Linked DNA regions of Homo sapiens: all the other regions are linked to region 3. Evidence: chromatin loops called from intact Hi-C (ENCODE). Cell type or tissue: heart right ventricle. All regions are shown on one strand. Region 1 overlaps AK2 (adenylate kinase 2). Region 2 has its middle 8.3 kb from the start of AK2. Region 3 has its middle 31 kb from the start of RNF19B. Region 4 holds the start of LOC124903969 (a long non-coding RNA gene).

What was found. Peaks named below come from ENCODE experiments on the same cell type or tissue, not always from the same donor. Only the 100,000 strongest peaks of a DNase experiment are listed, where the experiment ranks them.
Region 1: a loop joins it to region 3, with 3 times the contacts of the local background. A loop is called at or near these places in 64 of 110 quality-filtered maps.
Region 2: it touches region 3 in a loop (2.3-fold over the local background); 94 of 110 quality-filtered maps call a loop at or near these places.
Region 4: it touches region 3 in a loop (10-fold over the local background); 95 of 110 quality-filtered maps call a loop at or near these places.

The regions. Positions count from the first base shown.
Region 1 is chr1:33,004,707-33,009,706 of GRCh38, reverse strand. AK2 (adenylate kinase 2) reads left to right here. Exons shown (of 6, transcript NM_001625.4): 6 at 1-1,721. Among named protein-coding and RNA genes, the nearest start is that of AK2, 30 kb to the left of the region's middle. In heart right ventricle, a CTCF peak has its summit at 2,329; a DNase peak (open chromatin) is centred at 2,296; H3K27ac peaks cover 2,277 bases.
Region 2 is chr1:33,042,639-33,047,638 of GRCh38, reverse strand. No RefSeq gene overlaps it. Among named protein-coding and RNA genes, the nearest start is that of AK2, 8.3 kb to the right of the region's middle. In heart right ventricle, no CTCF peak of the experiment used is centred here; no DNase peak of the experiment used is centred here.
Region 3 is chr1:32,930,923-32,935,922 of GRCh38, reverse strand. It overlaps a transcript of RNF19B not described here. Among named protein-coding and RNA genes, the nearest start is that of RNF19B, 31 kb to the left of the region's middle. RefSeq lists an enhancer at 1,541-1,835 and a silencer at 1,541-1,835. In heart right ventricle, a CTCF peak has its summit at 2,320 (motif pointing left); a DNase peak (open chromatin) is centred at 2,382; H3K27ac peaks cover 1,762 bases.
Region 4 is chr1:33,052,736-33,057,735 of GRCh38, reverse strand. LOC124903969 (a long non-coding RNA gene) reads right to left here and starts at 1,232. Exons shown (of 2, transcript XR_007065697.1): 1 at 928-1,232. RefSeq lists an enhancer at 2,314-2,608. In heart right ventricle, a CTCF peak has its summit at 2,412 (motif pointing right); a DNase peak (open chromatin) is centred at 2,345; H3K27ac peaks cover 2,011 bases.

The DNA.
Region 1 (5,000 bases), 74 kb before region 3:
GTGGAGATAGCACTGTGCTTGGAGTTCAGGGGACCTAGGACAAATCCCAGCCAGTTAGTTATTCACTGTGCTCCTGTTTCCTCAGCTGAAAAAGGAAGTTGGTTATGCCACCTTCTTGGCCTTAATGGCATTAAATGAAATTTATAGGAAGAAGGTTTTTGCTCAGTACCTGGCATGCAACAGACATTGGATAAATGTTAGTTGGATCCAGATATACACAGAAAGATATCTGCTTCCTGCCAGGCTGGATAACTGTTGAATGGACACTTGTCCATAGTCTAGAAAGCCAGTGCTTCTAATCCTTAAGCCAGATCTTTGACTACCTTTTCAGTTGCTTCTTTAACACTCTTTGTTGCTTCTCTGTGTGTCCTAGTTTAAATTCATTTCCTCTCCAGCAAAAGTGAGCTTAAATAATTTCTCCAAACTAAAGCTCTCATGTTTTTGGAAGGGCTGCCTTTGCAAGTGAGGTTTCTGAGAAATGACTGTTGTTCCCAAAACAAGAGGGAGCTGGGCTGGAAGCACCACTATTCTTCTTTAGGCATCTTGTTACAGAGAGAGGCAGGGTCTTCACTGACATATTAAATCCTGTTCCCTGAACCAGCCCCTCCCTCTTCTGCTCCACTTCCTCACCTGTGCAGAGTCATTTTCAGGTGTTAGCCTTACTGATTTGCACTGATCTGTTTGTTCCCTGAGCTTTTTAAATACCCTGTGAAAATTTTCTTTCCTCCCTTGGTCATCATGCATCTAATTGTGGGGAAATGTTTGTCAAACCAACCTGCAAAGCAGCATGGTGTAGTTGAGAAGAATAAACAGAGAAGACTGGGTGAGCTATTGTTTGTTTGCTTCTTTGGGCCTGGGTTTCCTCATCTAATCTGCAAACCAAGAATGCAGACTAGTCCTACCACTCCCGGAAGACTGACGTTGTGCCAGGTATTATGCAAAGGCTTCATGTAACCCTCGACTTCACGTAACCCTCACACAGCACCCTGTGGAGTCAGAACTGTCCTTCACTTTTATAGGTGAGGAAACCAGACTCAGAGAGGTGAAGTGGCATTCCTGAGGTCATGCATAAGAGGCAGTCAGGACTGAAACACAGTCTCTAACACTTATCCGTCCCCTTGATCTTGTTGCTGAAGTGATTTAATTACTTGCGTAGCTCTGCACACAGGAAGGGCTGCTCTGAATAAGAGCTCTTTTCCATGGACACTCAGCGCTGCCGGAACTGATTTTGAAGAAGTCACTGCCGGCTCTGAGGGCCTAGGGTATGTGTCTTAGGATCTCCTGTGTGCACAAAGTGTCACTGACAGAACACAGCAGGATGGAGAGCAGCCTCCTCAGAAGCCTCACAAGTCTTTCCTCAGATGAAGACAGAGCAACGAGTCAGAAGACAGATTTCAACAGCGACTTCACCATGCGACCTTGGACAAGTTATCTCACCTCATCAGTAGAATAGGAATGATCCCTACCCCTCAAAGGTGCTGATGACACTAGTGACCAAGATACTCATGTGGGTTGGACTGCCCAGGACACAGCAGATGCTTAGTAAACACAGATGGAATTCAGAGGGAAAATGTAGGCATTGAAGAAAGTTGTCTTACTGACCATCCGGAACCAGGCTAAGGATCCCCTAGAAATCATAGACCTCTGAAATTATATGCAGAATTCTTTATGTGTTTTCATAATTAATAATAGTCTAACATATTAAATTCTTAGCTGTGTGAGAGGTTCTGCATGCATTATCTCATTTATTCTCCTCGATAACCCTGTGGAGGTAAGTATTGCTATTATCTCTATGGTATGTCTGTAGACTTTGAGATTCAGACATCTGATAATGGCAGAACCAGAGCCTGAGTCCAAGTCTGGCTCCACACCCCAGCCTCTTAACACTGTGCCAATTGCTTTGACACTTTGCTGGGGAGAGATGAAATGATCTCAAAGGCACTCATGATACAGAAAAGGCTATGAGCCATGGATCCAAACAAAAGGAGAAACTCAAGTAGGTTTGCTCTGTTACAGTGAAGGACCTGCCACAGGTAAGACCTTTTTCTATTTTGCCATCCTCCGTTGTTTCCTTATTGTTGGTACTAAAGTTCCAATGTGCTGGATTTGCATAGCTCCTGGAATCACCCGTATTCCAGAAAGGCTGGAGGGGTGAGTTATGTTGGGGGAAGGAGCCGGTTCCCATCTCTTGTCCTCCACGATTATCTCCTGGTTCTGGATAAGGTGGCCAGGAGAGGGTGTGTATGTAGGCTGTTGAGTCACAGGCAGCCGTCTCAGATTGCAGCTCTGTGTAGCTGATGGTGTTGCATTATTCATAACTCCAGGGGGAGCAGTGTGCTTCTGATGTTTTGGGAATGCAGCAGCTTTGGGTTTAGAGTCATCCATGGCAGTGTGATGATGAGCTGCTCTCACAGAGGGCCCCTTCCAGGTGCCCAGTCCAGATTGAGGTGCCCCCAGCAGAAAACAGGTGGAAATGGAAAGACAGAGCATCAGAGGGCAAGACAACATGGGCCTAGATCCTGTGCAGGTAGCCCTCAAGCCAATAAGCCAAACAGATCTGCACTTTGGGGGTAAAGTTGCTATGGAGCAAATAATTTGATTGTGTGGTGTTCTGTAAGGGTTTTGCAGACAAATTCCTCTGAGCTTAGCTAGGAGTTCATTATGCTTCCTGTTTAGCTGGTCTTCTTTCTTCTACTAAATAAGAAATGCTTCATTTTTGGCCGAGCACGGTGGCTCATGCCTGTAATCTCAGCACTTTGGGAGGCCGGGGCATGCGGATCACAAGGTCAGGAGTTTGAGACCAGCCTGGCCAACGTGGTGAAACCCCGTCTCTACTAAAGATACAAAAAAATCAGCTGGGCATGGTGGCGCCCACCTGTAATCGCAACTATTTGGGAGTTCGAGGCAGGAGAATTGCTTGAACCCGGGAGGCGGAGGTTGCAGTGAGCCGAGATCGCGCCATTGCACTCCAGCCTGGGCAACAGGGTAAGGCTCCGTCTCAAGAAAAAAAAAAGAAAGAAAGAAATGCTTCACTTTCTACTGTCTTCCTTCTTGCCCTGGCTGTGAGGAAACTCAAAACTACGTCTTGTGTTCAGTTGTTAATCATTCCTCAGCCATGGTTTCTTAATAAAATTTCAACGCCAGCCCAATTTTAGTTCTGTGTTTAGCATTTTTGTGCTCATGTGTGTTGTAAACTGCCTTGAGTCTATTTTGGAAGAGAAGCAGAGTGTAAAGGAAGGGCTAATTATGCAGTACAGGAGGTCAGACTGCAGAGAAGAAGGTAGCTTTGTGAAGGAAGTGGGATCTGGGTGACTCCATGCAGAGGGTGGCAGCATTCCAGCTGAGGGCACAGCACAAGGGAGGGTACAGCGGCCACTGGTGCTCTGGGCTGCTTTAACCTCAAGCAGGGGTCCCCAACCCCCAGGCCATGACTACCACCAGCAGGAGGTGAGCGACAGGCAAGTGAGCATTACCGCCTAAGCTCCACCTCCTGTCAGATCAGCAGTAGCATTAGATTCTCATAGGAGCACAAACCCTATTGTGAACTATGCATGCGAGTAATGTAGGTTGCCCGCTCCTTGTGAGAATCTAATTAATGCCTGATTATCTGAGGTGGAACAGTTTCATCCTGGTCTGTGGAAAAATTGTCTTCCACGAAACTAGTCCCTGGTGCCAAAAATCTTGGAGACTGCTGACCTAGAGAACCCCTACCAGAGTTCTTGGGAAATCTGTATCTGATTAGAGATAAGTTTTTCAAACAAAGCACAGTGACCGTAGAAGGGAAGTTTTTCAGCTCATGAATAATGTCAAGAATGCAGAAGAGCAAAAGACAAGGATACGTACATAGAGATTTGATGGACCGCTTTAAGCTCAGCCCATGTGCCACTCTTCCTCTCTCCCCTAAACACACCACAGTCTGTGCTTTGACCATGAATCAGGCGATACTTTGCTGTGGGGCTGAAGTGGGGGAAGTCCTTCAGTTTTATTGTCAGCTCTCTTTTCCAGTCATGTGTCTAGTGGTATGGGCATGAGTTCTGAGGATGACAAAGATGGTCTGTGCTTAGATCTTGGCCCTGACAGTAGCTTACTGTGTGCCTTGAGGGAGACACTTAACCTGTAAGCCTCAATGAACTCATCTGTAAAATGAGGGTCATAGCACTCATCTAGAAGAGTGGTGAAGTTCATATGAATTGAGAAATAGCAGCTGCCCAATAAATGATCCTTTCTATGTCCTTTCCCAGGGCCATTTGCTGAGGAAAAAAGGACCTTACCATGGCTACCAGCTATTTCAGGATAGGTATCTTTACCCATTCCTATTCCTCAGTGCCACCTCATCCCCCTTGGAATTCAGTACCAAACCCGAACAGGTTGCTTTTCACTGGAGTGTTTCCTGAGCTGCCAGATGTGCCCCTGAGTGGAGATGGGAATCAGTGTTATCTTCCCCAGGGATGCTGATTCTACTCCAGGCTGGCAGGAGACATTGTGGTCCTGACATGGCAGCCAACCAGATAGCAATGGTCTTGGCACCCCCAAAGCTTACTGAGAGTAGGACATTCTATAGTTGAAGATGAGGGGAGCATCTTCAACTGCTGAAACCACACCTTGGCCTGGCTGTACCTGCTCCTATCTTGAGGCCAAAATAGGAGGGAGCACAAAAGAACATGGTGGGGTAGATCTGTGTGCACGTGACACCAGTGAGGTGCTGGAGTGGGCCGTGAGAGTCTTTAGTGAGAATATGTTGGCTCATGTTTTGGAAACCTTTGAAAATTGTCCTGTGGTAAGGGAATGAGAACAGTACCTCTCTCTTTGTGCTGTTGACAGGATGAGTTCATGTCTGTCAGGTGTTTTAGAACAGTGACTCCCATAGTGCTCAGTAAGTGTTTCCAAGCTAGCAGCTCTGGCTCAGCAATTCCAGTTTGTACATGTCCCCCAAGGAAATGACTAAGTATGTGCAGAAAGCATTCTTTATAACAGGGTTAGAATTGGAAACAACCTAAATT
Region 2 (5,000 bases), 110 kb before region 3:
AAGTTGGGAAGAGATATACACTATCAGCTTTCTCTAATGCAAGTTATACCAGCATACCAGTGTACCTTTTCCCTCTCTTCCAAGAACCGAACCTTCAGCCTGCATCACCTGCAGCTAACATGTAACCCTTTCTGTAAGCTGATATTTTGGGGTTATTTGTCGCTGCAATATAACTTAGCTGAAGCTGACTAATACACTCCCAGAAACTTTTTATTTGGCTTTGGTAACACTCCTTCTTCATCATTTCTATCAATAAACACTAATCAGTGTCCCACTACATATGAGAGACAACATAGCATAGTGGTTAATAGAATAGACTGGAGAGGCAGACTGGAGAAGCTTTACTCACAGTTTCCAAGTGTCTGGAAGTAACTATAAAGGCCTAATTTGCATATCAACTGGGAACTCCTGGAAATGAGAGTGTCTCCAAGAGATATATTTGATGCATGTCCAGAGAATTCCTGAATGAAAGAATCTGGGATTGTCAAGCTGATATCATGAACCCCACATTTAACAGAGTTAAGTGAAGAGATGGGACAAAGGCCAGGCTTGGGAAGGAAGGAAAGATCAACAAAGGCCTTACAGGGCAGATAAAAATTGATAGAATGGGCTGAGGGCATTGGCTCATGCTTGTAATCCCAGCACTTTGGGAGGCCGAGGTGGGTGGATCACTTGAGTCAGGAGTTCAAGACCAGCCTGGCCAACATGTGAAACCTCGTCTCTACTAAAAATATAAAAATTAGCCGAGTCTGTTGGTGGGCACCTGTAATCCTAGCTACTTGGGAGACTAAGGCAGGAGAATCGCTTGAACCCAGGAGGCAGAGGTTGCAGTGAGCTGAGATCGAGCCACTGCACTCCAGCCTGGGCAACAGAGTGAAACTCTGTCTCAAAAAAAAAAAAGGGGAAAGAAAAAGAAAAAGAATGTGGTGGCCGTGCACGGTGGCTCATGCCTGTAATCCCAGCACTTTGGGAGGCTAAGGTGGGGGATCATCTGAGGTCAGGAGTTCAAGACCAACCTGGCCAACATGGTGAAATCCCACCTCTACTAAAAATACAAAAATTAGCCAGGCATGGTAGCAGGCACCTGTAATCCCAGCTATTCAGGAGGCTGAGGCAGGAGAATTGCTTGAACCCCGGAGGCAGAGGTTGCAGTGAACCAAGGTCACACCACTGCACCCCAGCCTGGACAACAGAGTGAGACTCCGTCTTAAAAAAAAAAAAAAAAAAGGATGTGGTGGGTAGAATGAAATTTCAGGTTTTCTTCTTTAGTCTCTAGTCATTCTCTGATTCCTTTCCCCTCAAGTGTTGGCTTCCCAGCTTTTAGTCGTCATTCTTCTCTCCTCTCTACCCTCCCACAAAACAAGCTCATCTCCTCTATGTCTTTGACGCAGGTAGTAATAGTTAACATTTACTGAGTGCTTACCATGAGTAGGGCACCGTGCTAAGTACTTTACATCCATTATGTAATCTGATACTCACTGTGATCCTGTGAAGTGGGTATCGGCATCCTGATTTTGCAAAGAGAAATTGAGGCCCAGCAGGGTTAAGTTACTTGCCATGTCACATAAGGTGCTTTGGGCAGTGAGTATCAGAATGCCGACATAGATGCGGTTTGAACATTAGGGGTTTATCTCTCATCACAGGAAGTGTGGAAGAAGGTGACATCTGAGTTGCTTAATTCAGCAGCTCAGTGATGTCAGACCCTAGGTCAGCTTCCCTCTGAGTCTCGCAGCTCTCCCCTCCTGGTCCCAAGATAGCTGCTACATTTCAAGCGCTGCATCATCCCTGAGGCAGGCAGGAAGGGAGTTTTTCTTCTTGTGCATCTCTTTTTCCTGGAAAGCAAAGCCTCCCACAAAAGCCCCCAAGAGAATTTCCCATAGGACCCTGTCTCCTCTCCCCCTTTTTTCTTTCCTTACCCTCTTGAGTTGTAACTCCAGCCAGACTGACCCTCTTTCAACTCTGTACCAAACAGAAGTCTTGGTGGCTAACCTAAGCAGTGAAGGAATTTATTGAATACTGTGAGGTTTTCACCAATTCCAAACATGAGTAGGAACCAAAAGTAATTAGGCTAAGAACACAGCCAAAGACATGGCACAGGAAAAGCCTACCTGGACAGCCACCACTGGCCACGGTCCACCCACTGAGGCTGGACTCTTACCTCCCCACCAAGAACAGGCCCTGCCCCTTCCTCTCTCTCCCTCAAGAGTCAAAGTCCTGGGCAGGACATCCCACTGGCCAAGCCTGGTCACGTGCTCACTCCCCTGTTGCCAAGAAGGCAGGCAAGAGTCTGCCCTTTCAGCTTCTGCAGGGTGGCTCTGTTTTCCCCCAAGTTCCTTGCAGTGAAGGATTTCCACAACACAAGAGGGGTGTTCCTCTGCCAAATATCACAGTTCCCCTCAACTTTCTATAATATTTCTTTTTTTTTTTTGGAGATAGGGTCTTGCTCTATCCCTCAGGCTGGAGTGCAGTGGCATGATCTTGGCTCACTGAAACCTCCGCCTCCCAGGTTCAAGTGATTCTCATGCCTCAGCCTCCCGAGTAGCTGGGATCACAGATGCTCGCCACCATACCTGGCTAATTTTTGTATTTTTAGTAGGGATGGGGTTTCACCATGTTGGCCAGGCTGGTCCTGAACTCCTGACCTCAGGTGATCTGCCCACCTCGGCCTCCCAAAGTGTTGAGATTACAGGCATGAGCCACCACGCCCAACCTCTTGTCATAATCTTTCTTAACTCCAGGCCTTTGCACATGCCATTCCCTTTGTCTAGAATACCCTTCTTCCCTCTCTTCCCTAAGCAAATCCTCCTTGTTCTTAAGGTTTCATCTCACTTACACATCATTTCCCCTCAAATCTGAGCTGGGGGCTCCTCTATTGTGCTGTTACTGAAGCCTGTACCTTTCCCAGCACAGACTCCGTCAATGTCTTATTTGTTGTTTTTTTTGTTTTTTTCCCCCGCTTGACTGCAAGTTCTGTAGAAGTGGAGAGTTTTCTTTTCTTTTCTTTTTTTTTTTTTGAGATGGGGTCTTGCTCTGTCACCCAGTCTAGAGTGCAGTGGCACAGTCTCAGCCCACTACAACCTCTGCCTCCTAGGTTCAAGTGATTCTCCTGCCTCAGCCTCCTAAGTAGCTGGGATTACAGGCACATGCCACCACACCTGGCTAATTTTGGTATTTTTAGTAGAGACAGGGTTTCACCATGCTGGCCACGCTGGTCTTAAACTCCTGACCTCAGGTGATCTGACCGCCTCGGCCTCCCAAAGTGCTGGGATTACAGGTGTGAGCCACTGCGCCCAGCCCGAAGTGGAGAGTTTTCTAAAGGTGGAAACCTTGCTTTTGTTTTGTTTTTAGAGACAGGGTCTCGCTCTGTCACCTGGGCTGGAGTACAATGGGCTAATTATAGTTTATGGCAGCCTCAACCTCCTGGCAGCAAGTGATTCCCACACTTCAGCCTCCCAAGTAGCTAGTGTAAGAGTTAAGAAAGAAGAAAGAAACACGAAACGTGACTTAACCCCTTAAAGACAAGCTTATTTTAGAGAAAAAATAAGGAGTGCTTTCTCTTACAGAGATATATATTGGTTTTAGGGTGAGGGGGCTTATTACAAGCTTGGAATGTTTATGTGTTGGGGAGAAGTTTATGGCGGGATTGGAATGTTCTGGGCAGAGGGGAGGTTATCTTGAGGCTGACATCTTTTCAGCAGGTGTGGGGTTATATTCAGGGCTGGCATCTTCCCAGCTGGAGGGGGGTTATTTCGGGGCTAGCATGTCTCTGGTTGAGGAGGAGTTTGGAATGTTTCTGGTTGGAGATGTTATTTGTGGTTTATGGTCATGCTGACCTAAGCCATTAGGCTGATGCCCTTTGGATTTAGACGGTTTTTGATTAAGGTGAATTTTAAAATGGCCGTGCTTGTCCAAGATGGTGATACTCCTGCTCTATCAGCTAGAACCAAAGGTGCATACCACCACACCGGGCTAATTTTTTAAATTTTTTCTGGGGTTCTCACAAATTTCAAACATGAGTAGAAACCAAAAGCAATTAGGCTAAGAACACAGCCAAAGACATGGTACAGGAAAAGACTACTTGGACAGACATGACTGGTCATTGTCCACCCACTGCTGCTGGACTCTCACCTCCCCGCCAAGAACAGACCCTGCCCCTTCCTTTCTGTCCCTCAAGGGTCAAAGTCCCAGGCAGGACCTCCCACTGCTCAAGCCCAGGCCATGTTGCCCAGGCTGATCTCAAACACCTGGCCTCAAGCAATTCTCCCACCTCGGCCTCCCAAAGTGTTGAAATTACAGGCATGAGCCACTGTGCCTAGACCGACCCTGGCCTCATTATTTACCACTGGATCCTTAGCATCTAGCACAATACTAGACACATAATAAATGCTCATTAAATGCATGTTGAATGAATCAGCTAATGAATGAATGAGATGAATACTAATGGCACCATCATCCCCCCCAGTCGCTTGGCCCCTCAACTCAGTCATTCTTATCCCCATCTGGTCTGGTGTCAAGTCCCATTAATTCTACCTCCATAGTCTAGGCCTGCATTTTCTTTCTCCTGGGCCTTTGCAATAGTTCCCTGCAGAGGACATCTGTTGTTTCTGCCTGCTCAGTATCTCTTTCTTATTTTGGAAACTGCCACAATTTGCTTCTGGGAAACTACTTCTTCCATTCTCTGTAGTCTGGAGGGAACTGTCAATTAAGGTCCTTTACACCATTGCCAAGGGATGAACAGGAGATCCAAGCCAAGCCAGAAATTAATGTCTTGAGCAGAATGACAGATATAGAAACTGGTTGGAACTGAGTCATTTAAATCATAGCATCCATAAGAAATTGTTTGTTGGGTTTTGGGGTGGTCTCACCCACGTTTAGACCCAAATGAGGGGATAACCACAGAAATAAGGCACAGGGAGATCAGAATATCACTCTTTTTACTGACAAAGCTGCTTGACATATGCATTTACTGAGAGAAAAGTGGGGTTATGAATTCTGGACCC
Region 3 (5,000 bases):
ACAAAAATTAGCCAGGCGGTAGTTGCGCACGCCTGTAATCCCAGCTACTCAGGGGGCTGTGGCAGGAGAAGCGCTTGAGCCTGGGGAGGCAGAGGTTGCAGGGAGCCGACATCACTGCAACTCCAGACTGGGTGGCAGAGACCCTGTCTCAAAAAAAAAAGAGTTCTCAGTGAATGTTGCATGGTTACAAGTTGGAGAACAGAATATTCTGTTATTGGAGGAAGAAATACACTGATGCGCATAATCACAAAGCAATGACATAGGTGTTTGCTGTGTTCTCAGGTATACCACTCCGTGTTCTGATAAACTTTCTCAGTTTTGCTAATCTGGTTTAAATAAAAGGGACTAAAATCTGAGATTTGTAATGAAAGGAGGGGGTATGCCCTCAAAATCTCTGAACATATTTATCTGATCTTACAAATTTGTCAAAATTGAGCTAAGTTTGTACTACTTGGAGTTTTGCCTCTGTGTAAAATAATGTCCTGGCCGGGCACAGTGGCTCACGCCTGTAATCCCAGCACTTTGGGAGGCTGAGGCAGGTGGATCACCTGAGGTCAGGAGTTCGAGACCAGCCTGGCCAACATGGTGAAACCCCCGTTTCTACTAAAAATACAGAAGTTAGCCAGGCCTGGTGGCATGTGTCTGTAATTCCAGCTACTCGGGAGGCTGAGGCAGGAGAATCGCTTGAACCTGGGAGGTGCTGGTTGCAGTGAGCTGACATCACCCACTGCACTGCAGCCTGGGAGGCAGAGGGAGACTCCATCTCAAAAATAAAATAAAAAATAAAATAATGGGCTGGGCGCAGTGGTTCACACCTGCAATCCCAGCACTTTGGGAGGCCAAGGCGGGTGAATCACGAGGTCAGGAGATCAAGACCATCCTGGCCAACATGGTGAAACCCCGTCTCTACTAAAAATACAAAAATTAGCTGGGCGTGGTGGCGCACACCTGTAGTCCAGCTACTCGGGAGGCTGAGGCAGGAGAATCACTTGAACTCGGGAGGCGGATGTTGCAGTGAGCCGAGATCGCGCCTTTGCACTCCAGCCTGGGTGACAGAGTGAGACTCCGTCTGACAAAATAAAATAATGTCCTTAGAAGTGAAAGCTTATATACAGTATAGCAAGAAAATTAGAAGACTCGTGAAACCTGATGTCAGATTCCAAATCTTAGAGTGACTTACTTTGTATGAGTCAGTTTCATGCCCCTAACTTCCCCAACTTTCAGATCTTATTTATGTATTTAGAGACGGAGTCTGGCTCTGTCCCCCAGACTGGAGTGCAGTGGCATGATTTTGGCACACTGCAACCTCAGCCTCCCGGGTTCAAGTGATTCTCAAGTCTCAGACTCCCAAGTAGCTGGGATTACAGGTGCATGCCACCACACCCGGCTAATTTTTGTATTTTTAGTAGAGATGGGGTTTTGCCATTTTGGCCAGGCTGGTCTAGAACTCCTGACTCAAGTGATTCCCCCCACCTCAGCCTCCTAAAGTGCTGGGATTACAGGCATGAGCCACCTCGCCCGGCCCTCAGATTGCATTTAAAGAGCTTCCAGTGTCAGACCTCTCTCACCTTAGTCCTGGGCCCAGAGGAAAAATTGAAATCCTCCTTTCCCTGAAGACCAGATGACTTTCTGTTTCCTTTCACAGATGCACTTTTGTCTTCCTGGCCAGTGTTTTACTACAATGAGGATGGCAAGTCTGGACAACAGCCAGCTTAGAAGATTCTTATCTCTTGGGCACTGCAGCCAGACTTCACACATTTCCCTGCACCTAGGACAGGAAATGCTGTTAGTGGACTTTGGATTTCTGGAAGAATGTTCCCTGAAGGGGGCGTGTACTTGTGTGAAAAAGAGAACTTGTTGGAAAAAGAGGCAGACAGCCTGGAGATCTCTGAAACGCAAATTATCAACTCAAAACTTGGAATTCTCTTGAAGCCTCGAGAGAACAATTCACTTCTTTGATAAAATCAAAGAAGTCTGTTGGAGGGGCAGTAGTTTATGGCTAAACCTATATTTCTTATCTGGGTTCCACTTACTACAGCTGTGAGATTTGGGCAGTTTACTCTGAGTCTGTTTTCACTTAGCCAAAATGGAGATGATGATCCTAGTTAAGGGGTTGTGAAGACTGAGATGGTATACTGAAAATGTTTTTGGTAAAGGCCCATGTTTTTTCCTCCTGCAGGAAGAAGAAGAAATGAGTTAAAGGAGATTTTAGATATCATATAAGAAAGGAAGCCTAGACCTCTAGGCCAGAGGCTATGAAAAATTTAAATTTATTCTAATCCTTAGCGACACTTTAGTAGATGAAAAGGCCCATCATCACCACCTAGAGGCGAACACAAATAATGCATTAGAAAAGTTACAATAGCTTGGCCGGGCGTGGTGGCTCATGCCTGTAATCCCAGCACTTTGGGAGGCTGAGGCGGGCGGCTCACAAGGTCGGGAGATCGAGACCATCCTGGCTAACACGGGTGAAACCCCGTCTCTACTAAAAATACACAAAATTAGCCGGGCGTAGTGGTGGGCGCCTGTAGTCCCAGCAACTCGAGAGGCTGAGGCAGGAGAATGGCGTGAACCCGGGAGGCAAAGCTTGCAGTGAGCTGAGATTGCGCCACTGCACTCCAGCCTGGGCAACAGAGCGAGACTCCGTCTCACAAAAAAAAAAAAATAATAATAATAGCTTAGAAAATGGAGAAAGTTTAATTTCCTCTTCATACAGCCTTCATTCATTCTGAAATACCTACCGCATTTCAGGTATAAGATGTAGCAATGACTAAAATACAAAGTTCCTGTCCCCATGGAACTTAGACTCTTAACGGGGGAAGGCAATCAGATATATAACCTGGAGTGAGGATAAGTAATCTGTGAAGAAAAACAGGGAAGACAGAGTGGTAGATAGTGCTACTTGACATGACCAGGTTGGTCCTCCTTGATAAGGTTCCATTTTATTAGAGACTTTAATGGAGCAAGGAAGAGAACTATGTGAATATCTAGGGGAAGCACATACCAGACATGAGGAATAAACTACAAAGGCCCTTTGGTAGAGCATCCTTAGTCTGTTTCCAAAAAAGCATAGTATAGAGGCCTATATGGCTGGAACAAAGTGGACCAAGGTGGGGAGAGTAGTGGATTAGGTCAAAGACAGCTGGAGCAAGATTGTGTAGATTAGCCAAACAACTCTGAAGACAAGGAAATTTTAGATTTCTTTGGGCCAGGAGGAGGTAATCTTCAGCGCCAGACAGATGCAGTGCTTGCGGCCAGCTTTCAAAAAGGTTGAAACTGGGAGGGGCATGTCTGATCACTAGTACTACTTGGACAGGCCAATGTGAAGAAGCTTGTGGATATGGTAAATGAATACTCATTTATGCTCACCTAATGTACCTTCGTATGCTGCAGAGGCTGGAAAACTAAAAACTTCATGTCTTAGATTTCCTTGAAACCAAGGTTCTGAATGTAACCTAAGGTCAAGTTTTGCCAGTTAGATGCACAAACAAGATGTGGAAGGAGGAGTGATTCAGGGGTTATCTTTAGCTACTTTGGCTATTGCTCCTGCAAGATGTAGAGACCTTAGGTTTCTCTTTAACTGCATTCTAATAGCCATCAGTAGCTTTGTGGGTGTTGAAGGGTGTCTGGATCCATAGATAGCAGTTTGCGATATGTTTTCTTGTAGTCAACCTGTAGTGGCCTCCTAATTGCTCATCTCCCCTATGGTGGCAGAGGTAGCAGCTCACATGGAAGGCTAATTCCAGGTCTGGGAATCGCCTGGAGGCCCAGCCTATGGCCATGTTCCCCAGGCTTTCCAGTGCTTTTGTAAGCACCTAATTTACCTGTGTTGAATCCTTTTCCACTTAAAATTGGTAGAGGAGTATTGTTTCCTGCAGTTACTGAATCCTGGCTAATATAGTATTTGGTTCCAAAAGTGGTTACTAGTAACAGGCCCTCAAAGATGGGCTTCTTAGATTAGTTATGACTAAGCTGCATTTGAATGAAATGTAGATCTAGTCACCATTGGAAAATGATAAACTGGTAGGCAAATTGCTTACACCTGTGGTCACCTGAAATGAAATGTCTTTTGGAGAAAAGACGTTGGCACCTCAAAGGGCTGCCATGATAGATCATCATGTAAGAAATGGGGACAAATGATGGTGACTACACTAGAGGGGTTAAAGGAAAAAGACAAAAAGCTCAAAAGTTTGACATTTGCAGCTCAAGGCATAGTATGGGAGAGACCCAAAAGAATTTTATCTTTTGTAGCCGCAAGGCTCATGTACATCAAAATCAAAGGGAGATTCTGGATCACTGAATTACATACAACATAAGTTGAATTCGTAGCTTTACCAGGCCTCTTATGTGAAAATGGGGCTCTGAAATGAGCAATGGGGACCCTTGAGTGGATTTGGATAAATCCTAGTGCTGTCAACTCACAAACTCTACTTCTTTTAACCAGCAGAAGCAGCCATTCTTCCCCTTATAGATATGGCTGGTTCTGCTGCTTGAAGACCCTGGGGTAGTTGTCTTAAAGGGGAATACTAATACTTCTCGTGTCCCACCCCCTACCCCTCCTTGCTACCAGCTCTAACTAGAGTCAGATCCCAGTATGCTTCTGGAAGGCAAACCCAAAGTCTGATCTGAGAGACTTACAGAAGAATTGTAAGACTTTGCTAATTTGTATCAGCAGAAACAAGGGGAAAATGTGTAGAGTATATTCCAAAGATGTTGGACCAGGAAGATAGGAATATACATTTATTTTCATTTGCATTGAATTTATCAATATGGGGGTACTAGAGGTTCTGGACTCAGCATATTGGCTTTAGCAGCTAAGAATTTTTTTTTTTTTGGAGACAGAGTCTTGCTCTGTTGCCTACGCTGGAGTGCAGAGGCGCAATCTCGGCTCACTGCAACCTCTGCTTCCCAGGTTCAAGCAATCCTCCCACCTCAGCCTCCCAAGTAGCTGGAATTACAGGCTCATGCCAGCACACCTGGCTACTTTTTGTATTTTTACT
Region 4 (5,000 bases), 120 kb before region 3:
GGAGGCCGAGGCGGGCGGATCACGAGGTCAGGAGATCGAGACCATCCTGGCTAACACGGTGAAACCCTGTCTCTACTAAAAATATTTTTAAAAAATTAGCCGGGCCTGGTGGCAGGCACCTGTAGTCCTAGCTACTCGGGAGGCTGAGGCAGGAGAATGGCGTGAACCCGGGAGGCGGAGCTTGCAGTGAGCCGAGATCGCACCACTGCACTCCAGGCTGGGCGACACAGCAAGACTCCGTCTCAAAAAAAAAAAAAAAAAAAAAAAAAAAGAATTAGCGCCAGAGTCCACAAATGAGAACAAAAGCTGAGAAATGCTCCACCTTCCAAGCTCAGAAGCTCCCCTGAAGGGTTGATAGGAAGTGCTATTTCAGCAGAACTAGCACTATGTAGTGCTGTTCTATGCAGGAGCTATGCAGGGCTTGTGAAACGAAGCCATCTGTCCCTGTCTCCCTCAGGGTAGGGCAGGCAATTCCCCCAAGACAGGTTTTGCAATATGACCTTTTTACTTTGTCAAGGGGACCAGTCAAATTCTCCTCCTGGCCTTGGTGACTGCTACTAACCCAGAGAATGCAGCAGAAGTTACAATGCACCATTTCTCAGGCTAGGCCAAAAGAAACCTTGTAACTTCTTCCTTGGTCTCTTAGAAAGCTCAGTTTACAGGCACTCATTTTTGGTACCCAGGTGCTATGCTGTGAGAAGCCAAGCCACATGGGGAGGCCACGTTTAGGTTCTCCAGGTGACAGTCCCAGCTCAGGCACTGGTCATGTGAGTGAAGCAACCTCCAGGTGATTCCAGCCCCCAGCCATTTGAGTCTTCCCAGCTAAGGTCCCAGACATCATGGCGCAGTGTATTAGTTATGCACTGTTGCATGGCAAGTTACCCCCAGAATGTAACAGCTTAAAACAATAAATATTTATCATCTCACACAGTTTCTGATAGTCAGGAATCCAAGAGTAGCATATCTGGGTGATTCTGATTCGAGGTCTCTCATGAAATTGCAGTTAAGCTGTCGGCAGGGCTGCAGTCATCTACTTTCTCTGGGGCCAGAGGATCCATTTCCAAGCTCATTCATGTGGCCATTGGCAGGAAGCCTCAGTTCCTCTCCAGGTGGGCCTCTCCATAGAGGCAGCTGGCCTCACAACACGGCACCTGGCTTCCCCAAGGGAGTGATCCAAGAGACAGAGAGGCAGAAGCCACAATATCTTCTTTTTTTTTTTTTTCTGAGACAGAGTCTTGCACTGTCACCCAGGCTAGAGTGCAGAGTGGCACAATCACAGATCACTACAGCCTCTACCTCCTGTGTTCAAGCAATCCTCCTGCCTCAGCCTCCCAACTAGCTGCGACTACAGGTGTGAGTCATTGCACCGGCTAATTTTTTTTTTTTTTTGAGACGGAGTCTCGTTCTGCACCGGCTAATTTTTAAAAATTTTTTTGTAGATACAGGGTCTCCCTATGTTGCCCAGACTGGTCTCAAACTCCTGGCTTTTCTCAATCAAGTAGAAGCGATCCTTCTACCTTGGCCTCCCCAAGTGCTGGGATTATAAGTGTAAGATACCGCGCCCAGCCTCACACTATCTTCCACAACCTAGCTTCAAAAGCGACATACTATCACTTCTGCTATGTTCTATTGGTCACACAGACCAACTGATATGGTGTGGCAGGGGACTACACAAGGGGGTGAATACCAGGGGGGAGGGGACTTTGAGAGCCATCTTGGAGGCCACCTACCGTAAGCAGAGACCAGTCATCCCCACTGTGCCTTGTGAAACTCCTGACCCACAGATTCCATGACCATGATGAAATGGTGATTGTGTTATACCTCGAAGTTGAGGCTGATCCGTTAGTTACACAAGCTAACTGGAACAGAGCTAACTAGGACAGTAGCTAACTGGAACAGAGCCAAAAGAATCATTCATCAGGTGTGCGGTGCCACCAGAGGGCATCTGACTTCTCCTTCCCTGATGATGTTTGCTGAGCAACTACACTTGCCAACCTGTCCTGGTGCTACGAAATAGGGGAAAGGGCATGGAGAGGGAAGGCCAAGGATGTGATCAGGTGGCAAGGAGTGGCAGAAAGATGGATTCTGAGATTTTTTCTGAGACAGGCCTGTGTCCACAGGCCCCAGGCTGGGGCTGCAGAGGGTAGATGTGATGGGGCAGCAGGCCTGCGGGGGGCAAAGAGGTGCACTGTGAAGGGTGAGCCAGAGGCCACCAGCAGAGGAGAGCAACTAGGCACCAAGCCCTTTTGCAGCGTGCTACTCCATCACCCCGTGTCTACAGATAAGGAGCTGAGCAGCTGTGATGTCTGAGAGGACAGGAACACAGACACCTCGCGAGAAGCGAAGAAGAGGTCAGCCAAGGGCCAGCAGGGGACATCTAAGGAAACAAGTCCTTTTTTTCCTTCTTGTTTCTCCCCACCAGAGGGCAGACAAGAGAGAGCAGACCCATCTCCCCTCCATGCCATAGGCCTGCCTGCTGGACTGTGAGTCCCAAAGGAGACTGACCTTCGAAAATGGAAAGACCAAGTTAATGGCTGAAACAAGAGACTGCATTAATAACTAAAAACGACTGAAAAGTTTTGGAACCAGCTGGAGATGTCATCAAGGGGGCCAAATGTCCGTCAGGAAAGGGGATGACAGATTACAGTTGGTAGAAATTATTTTTAAAAATAACTGTTAGGCCAGGTGCTGTGGTTTATGCCTGTAATCCCAACACTTTGGGAGGCTGAGGTGGGTGGATTACCTGAGGTCAGGAGTTCAAGACCAGCCTGGCCAACATGGCAAAACCCCATCTCTACTAAAAATACAAAAATTAGCTGGGTGTGGTGGCATGCACCTGTAATCCAGCTACTCAGGAGGCTGAGGCAGGAGAATCGCTTGAAACCAGGAGGCGGAGGTTGCAGTGAGCCGAGATCCCACCACTGCACTCCAGCCTGGTGACAGAGCAAGACTCCGTCTCAAAAAAAAAGAAAAAGAAAAATACAAAAATCAGCTAGAGGTGGTGGCACCCACCTGTAGTATAGTCCCAGCTACTTGGAGAGGTCGAGGCTGAAGTGAGCTGTGATCGTGCCACTGCCCTCTAGCCTGGTCAATAGGGTAAGACCCTGTCTCAAAAAAAAAAAATTTTTTTTTGTTTGACGTTTACTTTAAGATTTTGATTTTTCTCAATCAAACTTGTCCCCAGAGTTATTGTTGTTATTGTCCTTGGCTGCTCCTCTTTTATCTCATTCATTCGCTCACACATAAGCACTTATTGTATGCCAGGCACTGTATTTGGCACTGGCCCTGGGATGCTGTGATAAGCAAAACAGACTCAATCTCTGTCTTCATGGAGCTTATAATCCTCCTGGAGAGGGAGATTTTTTTTTTTCTGAGACAGAGTCTTGCACTGTTGCTTGGGCTGGAGCGCAGTGGCGCAATCTTGGCTCACTGCATCCTCCACCTCCCAGGTTCAAGCAATTCACCTTGCCTCAGTCTCCCAAGTAGCTGGGATGAAAGGCACCCGCCACCATGTCCAGCTAATATTTTTGTATTTTTTTAGTAGAAATGAGGTTTCACTGTGTTGGCCAGGCTGATTTCAAACTCCTGACCTTGTGATCCGCCCATCTCAGCCTCCCGAAATGTTGGGATTACAGGCGTGAGCCGCTGCGCCTAGCCTTTTTTTGTTTTTTTTGTTTGTTTGTTTGTTTTGAGATGGAGTCTCGCTCTATCGCCAGGCTGGAGTACAGTAGCATTATCTTGGCTCACAGCAACCTCCGCCTCCTGGGTTCAAGTGATTCTTGGGGCTCAGCCTCCCGAATAGTTGGGATTACAGGCACACACCACCAACCCAGCTAATTTTTGTATTTTTAGTGGAAACGGGGTTTCACCATGTTGGCCAGGATGGTCTCTATCTCCTGACCTCGTGATCTGCCCGCCTCAGCCTCCCAAAGTGCTGGGATTACAGGTGTGAGCCCGTCCTGAAACGTAGATATTAAATAGTTAATCGCATAAATACAGGCTATGATAAGTACAGTTAATTAGAAGTATAGCCAATTAGTCACACATCCTGTCCATTCAACTTCCATATCTCATAAGCCTTCTGCCACTTCTCTCCATCCCGGATGTCTCTGCCTTGGTTCAGGTTATTTCTTTGGCTGTGATCTGTTACCATCCAGCCCTTTCTCCACCCTTCCCCCAAGAGATCTTTCCAAAAGGTAAACTCTGTTGCACACAGCTAATTGTTCCCCAGCATCTATTCTTTTTTTTTTTTTTTTTTTAATTTATTTTTTTATTGATAATTCTTGGGTGTTTCTCACAGAGGGGGATTTGGCAGGGTCATGGGACAATAGTGGAGGGAAGGTCAGCAGATAAACAAGTGAACAAAGGTCTCTGGTTTTCCTAGGCAGAGGACCCTGCGGCCTTCCGCAGTGTTTGTGTCCCTGATTACTTGAGATTAGGGATTGGTGATGACTCTTAACGAGCATGCTGCCTTCAAGCATCTGTTTAACAAAGCACATCTTGCACCGCCCTTAATCCATTTAACCCTGAGTGGACACAGCACATGTTTCAGAGAGCACAGGGTTGGGGGTAAGGTCACAGATCAACAGGATCCCAAGGCAGAGGAATTTTTCTTAGTGCAGAACAAAATGAAAAGTCTCCCATGTCTACTTCTTTCTACACAGACACGGCAACCATCGGATTTCTCAATCTTTTCCCCACCTTTCCCGCCTTTCTATTCCACAAAGCCGCCATTGTCATCCTGGCCCGTTCTCAATGAGCTGTTGGGCACACCTCCCAGACGGGGTGGTGGCCGGGCAGAGGGGCTCCTCACTTTCCAGTAGGGGCGGCCGGGCAGAGGCGCCCCTCACCTCCCGGACGGGGCGGCTGGCCAGACAGGGGGGCCGACCCCCCCCCACCTCCCTCCCGGACGGGGCGGCTGGCCGGGCGGGGGGCCGACCCCCCCACCTCCCTCCCGGACGGGGCGGCTGGCCGGGCAGAGGGGCTCCTCACTTCCCAGT